Linked DNA regions of Homo sapiens: region 2 is linked to region 1. Evidence: chromatin loops called from intact Hi-C (ENCODE). Cell type or tissue: Caco-2. All regions are shown on one strand. Links, peaks and the distances in the headings refer to the core of each region. The heading gives the core; the rest is flanking DNA.

Evidence for each region. A loop is a pair of places that touch in the nucleus more often than their neighbours do. Peaks named below come from ENCODE experiments on the same cell type or tissue, not always from the same donor. Only the 100,000 strongest peaks of a DNase experiment are listed, where the experiment ranks them.
Region 2: a loop joins it to region 1, with 4 times the contacts of the local background. A loop is called at or near these places in 1 of 110 quality-filtered maps.

What each region holds. Positions count from the first base shown.
Region 1 is chrX:18,760,194-18,765,573 of GRCh38, reverse strand. It overlaps PPEF1 (protein phosphatase with EF-hand domain 1), which reads right to left. Exons shown (of 16, transcript NM_001377996.1): 6 at 3,998-4,044. Among named protein-coding and RNA genes, the nearest start is that of PPEF1, 55 kb to the right of the region's middle. In Caco-2, for the core only: no CTCF peak of the experiment used is centred there; a DNase peak (open chromatin) is centred at 2,263.
Region 2 is chrX:18,845,038-18,850,417 of GRCh38, reverse strand. No RefSeq gene overlaps it. Among named protein-coding and RNA genes, the nearest start is that of PHKA2-AS1, 43 kb to the left of the region's middle. In Caco-2, for the core only: no CTCF peak of the experiment used is centred there; a DNase peak (open chromatin) is centred at 2,317.

The sequences.
Region 1 (5,380 bases), core at 76-5,075:
ATAATATATCATGATGTTACAGAATACATACATATAGTAAAAAGGTTACTATAGTGAAGCAAATTAAAGTATCCATCATCTGACATAGTTATCCAATTTTTGTTTTTTTGTGGCAATAGCAGCTAAAATCTACTCATTTGGCATGAATCCCATATATGGTACAATTTTATTACCTATAGTCCTCGTGTTGTACACTAGATCTCTTTTCAGTTTCTTAAAGTGGAAACTTGCTGTCATCAATGGCTCTTCCCTCGGTTTCCCCACTTAAACCAGGCAGTTTCGAGATTCTGGTGTATGTGGTTCACTCCATGTCCAAGATGCATTTTACCTTCTTCTCACTCACGCCTGCCAGAATTCTAATCCATGGCTCTTGCACACTTCTGTTTTCCAGACATCCCTCTCACCTCTCTACCCAAATCCATCCTAAATATAATAGTGCCCTAGTCTTTCATCACTGGGCTAGCAATCTCCATTTCCTTAGCACTGTCATTGGTTAGCTCTCCAAATATATCTTGCTTGCATTTGAATGCTATATTTTCACCTTTAGTTCCTTTTATAGTACTTCTTACCACCCACCTCCTCCTGTTCAATCTTTACATTAGCACCTTCCAGTTTTATATGTTCCATATAGTTTTGCAGACAGAATTAAAGAAATATGTTAGAATTCTCTTTTCTCATCTGTCTACTCCAGAGTCCTATCCCTTATCGCACTTTCATACGAAATAAAGAAATTTTCTTTTCTAAATGCCTTGGAATTTAGTGACTACGTTCCCGATTTAATTTACTCAACTATTTGCCCTTTTATATATTTCTCAAGACTCTAGATAAAGAATGACCAGGTTTGTTGTTGTTCTCCACATGCCCTGCCCCCTCCTCCTTCCTCACATTGTAATTGTCAACAATAGCCGGACCGCACTTCTGAACATTTGGTGTGGAGCTACGTCCCAAATTAAATAAATCCCATCCCCTGTCCATCCTTCCACCTTTCCCATGGCACTCCAGTGGGGCCAGTAGAATCTCCATTTCATGGTCAATGAAGCCCCTTCCACCTTCAACTTATTCAGAAAGGCTTCTCTCCTCCATAGGCCTGGGCTTCCTCCAGAGCACAGCAGCACTCCTGACTCCTGCAGCCCTTCTGAAGGAAAGGACCCACCCATCCCCAGGACACCCACCTCAGGCCCAGGAGCAGGGGAGGCTCTGCTTGCCCCCAGGGCTGCTCACAGAGAAACACCCCACCACCCTCCTTTCAGGCCCATGACCTCTGACTAAACTTCCTTCCCCTGCTCCTCATCTGGGTCCACGTGGTGCCCCCCACTGTTGAACACACCTGCTTTCCAGGTCCTTGCCCACCTCATCGCCAATACTCTCTTTCGATGGCTTGGGCTGCCCATGTTCTAGGCTCCACCCCAGGGCATCCCTTGCCCTGGGACTGCTCCCCCTGCACTTCCCACCATCCTACCTCCTAAGGCCCTCACTGCAGTCAGCCTGCTCCCTGACACAGTCGGTCAGCATTCCAGTCCTACTACCCTCCTACTTCTCCCAGTTGACTGGCCCATCCTGGCTTCTCTTCCTTCCCTACCCAGCTTAGATTCTGTGGCTGATGTCCAGAATTGCTCTTTCACCAGCCCCCTCGGCTCCCTGCCAGCAAACCTTCGCCTGGACTTCCTACACCAATCTGCTACTTGGGACACCTCCTGACACTCTCTGACAGTCACACTCTACGTCCTGGCTTGGGCCTGCTGAAGTCTCAACGGAACCTCTTCCTAGGTGCTGGCTCTACCCACTCCTGGTTTGGCCTGTCCTCTTCCCTTCCAAGCTGCTAATCTAATGCATGAAGTGAAAACCTTGTGTTTCTATTATAATTTATTATTTTAAAAATGCTTTTGGATACTTATTTTATCCAGAATACAACCTCTTATGGGGTGGAAGCTCAAGATAATATTGCAGCTGAAAAAAAAAATTGCAGTTCATGGAGGTTGTATGGCTTACTCAAGCTCTCACAGCCTCAAAGAGTGGAACTGATTGGTCATCAAAATGTGGCAGGCCAGGTCTCACTAACGCAGGCCTCCATAACAACTGTCTCAGTACTGACTGAGTGGTTCAGTTAAATATTAAAAGCTCAAAGAGCCAGTGCCCTATACAAAGGCTGGAATGTAACAAAAGCCCACCAAGAGTTTTGTCTAGGCCTTTCCTGGGCGTTAAAGCATGGCAAGATAACGAAGGAATTCTTAACAGGACCTATTTAGGATTAAACAAGTTTTACTGGGGATGTGAAGAAACTCCCCAGGCCTCCACAAACAAGTTGATTGGGGGTCTGAAGGAACTCTGCAAACCTCCATGATTTAGCAGGAGACAAGATAAGGGTAATCACCCCAGCACCTGGACCGATTTAGATTAAGTAAATTTACTGAGGCTCCAGAGGAAGGTCTTCAGGACTCAGACCTTAGTTATAGATGAAAAGAAGTTAATCACTTACGTCTTTAGATGAGTGCACACTTACACGTAGACATATAGCTTAGAAGGTATATAAGCTCTGGAAAACTTTCTAATTTTGAGTTGGTCTGGTGATAATTTCCAGGCCTTCTCCCTGGAGCCACTTACAGAAATAAAAACTCTCTTCCTTCCCAGTTCATCTGTATCTCGTTATTGGGCCATGAGAAATAGCAGCCCAACCCTCAGTTTGGTCCAGGAACAATAATGTTAGAGGTGTTTGAACCAGAGCACGCAGAAACCGCAATTACTTTTGCACCAACCTAATAAAACAGTTGCAGTAAAGAAGCCAGCTAAAACCCACCAAAACCGAGATGGCAACAAGAGTGACCTCTGGTCATTCTCACGGCTATACTCCCATCAGCATCATGACAGCTTACAAATGCCATGGCAACCTCAGGAAGTTACCCTATGTGGTCTAAAAAGGGGAGGCATGAATAGTCCACCCCTTGTTTAGCATATCATCAAGAAATAACCATAAAAATGGGCAACCAGCAGCCCTTGGGGATGCTCTGTCTATGGAGTAGCCATTCTTTTATTCTTTTACTTTCTTAATAAACTTGCTTTCACTTTAGTCTATGGACTCACCCTGAATTCTTTCTTGTGCGAGATCCAAGAATCCTTTCTTGGGGTCTGGATCGGGACCCCTTTCTGGTAACAATAATAATCAGAATATATTTTCTTTCCACCCATCTGAGATACCTACGCTACGCCCAATTATTTGACATGCTAGTTGTGGGGGTCACAGGAGTAGATGAACAATAAATGCATTAATCAAAAAGAGACATTCAGAAGACCAGTGTAAAGGGGTAACCGCTGTGAAGGCAGGGATCTCAAGATCAGTTTTCCATATGCAGTCAGCCATCCCTGAAGCAAACATTCAGGCTGTAACTCTTGGCCCAGAGACAGAAAAAAATCCAATCAAAGAGATGCAGAGAAAATCCATGCTGGCCAAGCAGTCTTGTGCCCTCTGTGCTGGCTCTCACAAGCCAAATGCAATAAATGAAGAGGAGGCACAGCATTGGAAGAACAACTGAGCCCATGGATGGCGAATCAGGGGAGAAAAGAGAGCATGCTGGAACTTATTCCTTATCATAAGCAACTCCACTCATGCATAATTAGTGTGCACTGGAAGAGAAGACTGGTATGTGACATGCTCATCCCTGAACAAAATTAAAATAAAACAGACTGCATCCCTCCCCATCCTGTACCATCTAGACATTTATGATGCGATAAAGACAATAAATACAATCCGGTACAAATCCTAATGGATACACAGACAACAATAATGTAGAATGAAGACCCAAAGTACAATTTTTTAAAAATTTATGAGATGTGTGTTAAAAAAAAAAAAGATATGGCTCTACAAATCTTTGAGCCTCCTGGTTAAAAACAGTAACATTATATCTGTATTAGTACATATCTCTAGTAAAACTAATATTGTTATCTGCCCTAAGACTGCCCTCCCCCAAGAAAAATGTTAATATTTAGCAAAATCATCATTTACCTTGTAGAAGATCAAAAAAAGATCATCCAGTTTCCCATGCAAATCACCTGCAGTGCAAATGAAAAATCAGTATTCAGTAGAGAACAAGATGCAATGCCCATTTTTAAAAGTGAAATACTGCTGATCCACTCCAAGTGTTCTCAGGGCATTGGGTTTTTATCCTATGACGATGTTAATTTGACAGGCAATTTGTCTCCACAGCACTCTTCTCTTCCTCTCCTATAGTGGGGACAGCATCTAGTGCTTCAATTACCTTTTCAGTCCAGTCATTTGCACAGGGCTTCGATCACTCTGGGCCAAGCACTGTGCTAAGGGTTTTACATGAATTATCTAGTTCAGTCCTTACAACCACTCTATGAGATGGGTTTTATCTTCATCATTCTCATCTTACAAATGAGGCTCACAGTAGTTAAGTAAGTTATGCAAAGATACCCAGCCATCAAGTATCAGAGCAAGAATTCAAACCCAACTTTAACTCACTTCAAAACTCAAGCTTGGCTGGGTGTGATGGCTCACACCTGTTACCCCAGCACTTTGGGAGGCCAAGGCAGATGGATCATTTGGGCCCAGGAGTTCAAGACCAGCCTGGTCAACACGGCGAAACCCCGTCTCTACTAAAAATACAAAAATTAGCTGTGCATGGTGGCACACGCCTGTAATCCCAGCTACTTGTGGGGGCTGAAGCATAAGAATCGCTTGAACCCGGGAGGTGGAGGTTGCAGTGAGCTGAGATTGCACCACTGCACTCCAGCCTGGGTGACAGAGCAAGACTCCATCTCAAAAAAAAAAAAAAAAAAAATTGCCAGGTTTGGTGGTGCGCACCTGTGATCCTAGCTACTCAGGAGGCTGACTGAGGTGGGAAGATTGCTTGACCCTGGGAAGTCGAGGCTGCAGTGAGCTGTGATCATGCCACCACACTCCAGCCTGGGTGACAAAGTGAGACCCTGTCTCAAAAATAAAACGAAAAACAAAAAACCCCTCAGGCTCTTAGCGATTATTCTGTACACCCACACTGTAATCCCTAGGAGAGCAGCAACAGTATCTATTGTAGTCAGCATTGAATCCCCAAGTGCCTACCATAGGACCCAGTGGATAAGAGGCACTCAGTAAATACATTTCTTGGCTAAGTATATAGCTTTTTAAAGCCGTGTTTTTAATATACTCCAGTAGCAGCATCTGAAATTTAAACTTTGTGAGTAGGTAGTTGACATTCTTTGATGAGACATAGAAAAAAAATGAAAGCCAACTAGGGGAGATCATGAGTATCTGAAGCCATTAATTAAAAAATAAGGCCAGGCACGGTGGCTCATGCCTGTAATCTCAGCACTTTGGGAGGCCGAGGCAGGTGGATCACTTGAGGCCAGGAGTTCAAGGCCAGCCTGG
Region 2 (5,380 bases), core at 153-5,152, 85 kb before region 1:
TAGAGTGTTAGTTCTCTAAATTCGTTCTGCTTTGTCAATGTTGTTTTGCTTATTCTAGTTCCTTTGCGTTTTCATATGAATTTTAGAATTAGTCTGTTGATTTCTATTTTTTAAAAAAAGGCTGCTGGGATTTTCATTGGGACTGTGTTGAATCTATGGATTAATAAACTGGGAATGGTTGGGGATCTTCACATTATTGAGTCTTCTGACTCAACACAGTATATCTCAAGATTTATTTAGATCTTCTTTAATTTCCCTCAGCAATATTTGTAGCTTCTAGTGCACAACTTGCAAATACTTTGTCACATTTATTGCTAAATATTCCATTTTTCGAAGCTCTTTTTAATAGTATTGGTTTTGCTATTGTTGTTGTTGGTTTTTGTTTGTTTGTTTTGAGATGGAGTTTCGCTCTTGTTGCCCAGGCTGGAGTGCAATGGTGCAATCTCAGCTCACCGCAACCTCCGCCTCCCAGGCTCAAGTGATTCTCCTGCCTCAGCCTTTCGAGTAGCTGGGATTATAGGCATGTGCCACCACGCCTGGCTAATTTTGTACTTTTAGTAGAGACAGGGTTTCTCCATGTTGGTCAGGCTGGTCTCGAACTTTCGACCTCAGGTGATCCGCCCACCTCGGCCTTCCAAAGTGCTGGGATTACAGGCGTGAGCCACTGCACCCGGCCAGTATTGGTTTTTAAATTCCAATTTCTGATTGTTCGTTGTGAGTATATTGAAGTAAAACTGATTTTTATATATTGATCTTATATCCTGCAAACTTGCTAAACTAGCTTATTAGTTCTGGTAGCTCTTTTGTACAGTCCATCAGATCATGTCATCTGCACATAGAGATAATTTTTCTTCTTCTGTTCAAATCTGGATGTCTTTATTTCTTCCTCTTAACTGATTATACTGGCCAGAGCTGTAGGTTTTTCATATATGCCCTTTATTAGGTTAAGGAATTTTCCTTCTGTTTCTAGTTTGCTGAGAAGTTTGATCAGAAATGGATGTTGGATTTTATTCAACATCTATGTTTACTGCGATACTCATATGATTTTTTTGGTTTGTTAATAAGGTGAATTATATGGAATGAGAACAGTATTTAGTCTAAAGCTAATTATTCCCCACCACTGAGGCAAGGTCCTTTGGAGTACTCTATCCAATGCTCCAAAAATCAGGAGATTTTCCACACTAATTAGTGGGACAAGGCTTTATTCTGGGCCCTAAGTGAGCAGCGGGTGGTTCTTTCCCTGGCCTCAGGTAATTTCCTCATGTGCATGCCCTGCTCAGCCTTCTGCTAAAAACTTGAGGGGAAGCCTCTGCAGATTTCCAGAGTTCTCTCTCTGTGCAGCTGTCTCCTCTTCAGGACTATGTCCTACAAACTCTAGCCACCTTGGACTCCCAATTTAGGGATTCTTCTGGCTTTGCCTGAGTTTCCCCTCCCTGTGCCACAGCCTGTAAACTCTCTGAAGGGAGTAAGCTGGAGCAATTGTAGGGTTTACCTCATTCATTTCTCATCTCTCCAGGATGACTATTCTTTAGTGCCTGATGTGCAGTGTTTTGGAAATAATTGTTTCAGATATTCTGTCTTTTGTTTTTGTTGTATCAGGAGGATACATCTGGTCCCTGTTACTCCATGTTGGCCAGAAGTAGAAGTTGACTTCAGGTTTTCATTTACTTTGAAAATCTTCTAGCTGGATGATAGAGATTAAAAGTACTTTTATTTTCCAACTCAGCCTGCCCTGGCCCCTTTATATTCCTCATAAATCCTGCTTGAAAACTGAACAGTTTTTGCTTTGGCTCATCTCTCTTTTCTTATACTCTATTATACACAGCTAGGACCAATCAGCTGTCACTTTCAACATTTTGCCTGTAGACCTCCTTAGTCAAATCCAAATTTCATTAAGAAGCTTTTCCATCTTCCATATTATCATAAACTACACTTTTGGAAATTGTTTCAAAACCACATAACATGTGTAACCATGTTTTGTAGCCTGCAATAGCAGTTTCCTAGCTAATTTTCCAGGTTTTGCTGTTTCCTCACTGCTTTTCCAGCCTCTGCCCTAATGTGGCAGGCCAAGTCTCACTAACACAGGCCTCCATAACAACTGTTTCAATACTGACTGAGTGGTTAAGTTAAATATTAAAAGCTAAAAAGCCAGTGCCCTTATACAAAGGCTGGAATGTAACAAAAGCCCACCAAGAGTTTTGCCTAGCCCTTCCCTGGGCCTTAAAGCATGACAAAATAACGAAGGAATTCTTAACAGGACCCATTTAGGATTAAACATGTTTTATTGTGGGTCTGAAGAAACTCCCCAGGCCTCTGCAAACAAGTTTACTGGGGGTCTGAAGGAACTCCCCAAACCTCCGTGATTTAGCAGGAGACAAGATACGGGTAATCACCTCAGCACTTGGACCCATTTAGATTAAGTAAATTTACTGAGGCTCCAGAGGAAGGTCTTCAGGACTCAGACCTTAGTTACAGATTAAAAGAAGTTAATCACTTATGTCTTTAGATGAGTGCACACTTACACGTAGGCATACAGCTTAGAAGGTATATAAGCTCTGGAAAACTTTGTAATTTTGAATTGGCCTGGCCATAATTTCCAGGTCTTCTCCCTGTAGCCAGTTGCAGAAATAAGAACTCTCTTCCTCTCCAGTTCAACTGCATCTCGTTATTGGGCCACAAGAAATAGCAGCCCGATCCTCAGTTTGGTCCAGGCACACTAACACCTTGTCCTAAAATTACTGACACATATTTCAGTTTTTGTTAGGATAGCACTCCACTTGTAGATATCCTTTTCCTTATAATTTAGTTTTTGCCACATTATAAACTACTCTAAAATTCAATGTCTTAAAAACAGCAACTGTCGGGCACAGCGGTTCACACCTGTAATCCCAACACTCTGGGAGGCTGAGGCAGGCTGATCACCTGAGGTCGGGAGTTCAAGACCAGCCTGACCAACATGGAGAAACCCCATCTCTACTAAAATACAAAATTAGCTGGGCATATGTAGAAAGAAATAGACATAAGAGACTCCATTTTGTTCTGTACTAAGAAAAATTCTTCTGACTTGAGATGCTGTTAATCTGTAACCCTACCCCCAACCCTGTGCTCGCAGAAACATGTGCTGTGTCGACTTAAGGTTTAATGGATTTAGGGCTATGCAGGATGTGCTTTGTTAAACAAATGCTTGAAGGCAGCACGCTTGTTAAAAGTCACCACCACTCCCTACTCTCAAGTACCCAGGGACACAAACACTGCGGAAGGCCGCAGGGACCTCTGCCTAGGAAAGCCAGGTATTGTCCAAGGTTTCTCCCCATGTGATAGTCTGAAATATGGCCTCGTGGGAAGGGAAAGACCTGACCGTCCACCAGCCTGACACCCGTAAAGGGTCTGTGCTGAGAAGGATTAGTAAAAGAGGAAGGCCTCTTTGCAGTTGAGATAAGAGGAAGGCATCTGTCTCCTGCTCGTCCCTGGGCAATGGAATGTCTCGGTGTAAAACCCGATTGTATGTTCCATCTACTGAGACAGGAGAAAACCGCCTTAAGGCTGGAGGTGAGACATGCTGGCGGCAATACCGCTCTTTAATGCACCAGATATGTTTATGTATGTGCACATCAAAGCACAGCACATTTTCTAACTTTGTTTATGACACAGAGACATTTGTTCACATGTTTTCCTGCTGACCCTCTCCCCACTATTACCCTATTGTCCTGCCACATCCCCCTCTCCGAGATGGTAGAGATAATGATCAATAAATACTGAGGGAACTCAGAGACTGGTGCCTGTGCGGGTCCTCCGTATGCTGAGCACCGGTCCCCTGGGCCCACTTTTCTTTCTCTATACTTTGTCTCTGTGTCTCTTTCTTTTCTCAGTCTCTCGCCCCACCCGACGAGAAACGCCCACAGGTGCGGAGGGGCAGGCCACCCCTTCAGGCGTGGTGGCGCATGCCTGTAGTCCCAGCTACTCGGGAGGCTGAGGCAGGAGAATCGCTTGAACTGGGGGGGCGGAGGTTGTGGTGAGCCAAGATCACGCCATTGTACTACAGCCTAGGCAACAAGAGCGAAACTCCATCTCAAAACAAACAAACTAACAACAACAACAAAAAACCCAGCAATCACTTATTTGGACTGTGAAAGGGAAGTATCTTGGGTCCCCAAAATCACTAAGCTAGGAACTGCTTAGGGAAAACGTGCCTCCCATTCTATTCAAAGTCATCCCTCTGCTCACTGAAATAAATGCATATGTGATTGCCTCCTTTGGAAAGGCTGATCAGAAACTCAAAAGAATGCAATCGTTTGTCTCTAGCCTACCTGTGATGTAGAAGCCCCCTCCTCTCTTCGAGTTGTCCCCTTTCTGGACCAAACCAATATTCATCTTACATGTGTTGATCGATGTCTCATGTCTCCCTAAAATGTGTAAAACCAAGCTGTGCTCTGACCACCTTGGGCACATGTCATCAGGACCTCCTGGGGGTGTGTCATGGGCACGTGCCCTCAATCTCGGCAAAATAAACTTTCTAAATTAACTGAGACCTGTCTCAAATTTTGGGGGTTCATAAGACCATAACTTTGTACATCAGCAATTTGGGCTAGCTTCAACTGTGCAGTTCTTCTGGCCTGGATGGGTTCAGGTAATCTCAGCTGAACTCATTCATGCATCTTCAGTTGGCTGGTGGGTTAGCTGGGGCTGGCTACTTTATGATGAATTTAATTGGGATGACTAGGCCTTCCTCCAGAGGCCTGAGTTTGTTTAGTTGGAAGTGGTCCTAAACCATCAAAGGTGATAGTTTCCGTGACAGGGATAATTAATCAATTTATACTGAATATTTGGATTTAAATCTACCATATTACTGTTTGGCTTATCTCTTCTATATTCTTTTTCCCTTTTGACTTCTTTTTAAAATTGTTATTATTCCATCTCTCTATAGATTGGAAATTATATACCTTTACTATTTTTTTAAACCAGTTATTCTAGAGATTACAACATGCATTCTTGACATCACAATCTAATGTTAATTGTTGCTTTGACCGTGTTTTTAGACAATAAAAAGACCTTAGAACCCTTTAACTCCATTTATTCTCTCATCAACTTATGTACTAACTATTGTTATCATTTAGTCTCTGTAATTTTACTCTTATTTTAACTCTTATAAGAGGTTATTATTCATTTAGATTTTACTCACACATTTACCATTTCAATGCTCTTGAGTCCTTCGAGCACTTCTGATCTTCCATATAGGCTCATAGAAGCACATCCAAATAGAGAGAGGTGGTGGGGGTAGGACTTGAGAAGGATCAGTAGTGCCTTGTAAGGCAACTAATTCAGGGGAGGCCATTACAGGTCCTCCAGGCCCCAAAAGGGGAAAAGTACCCTCCTCAGGCAG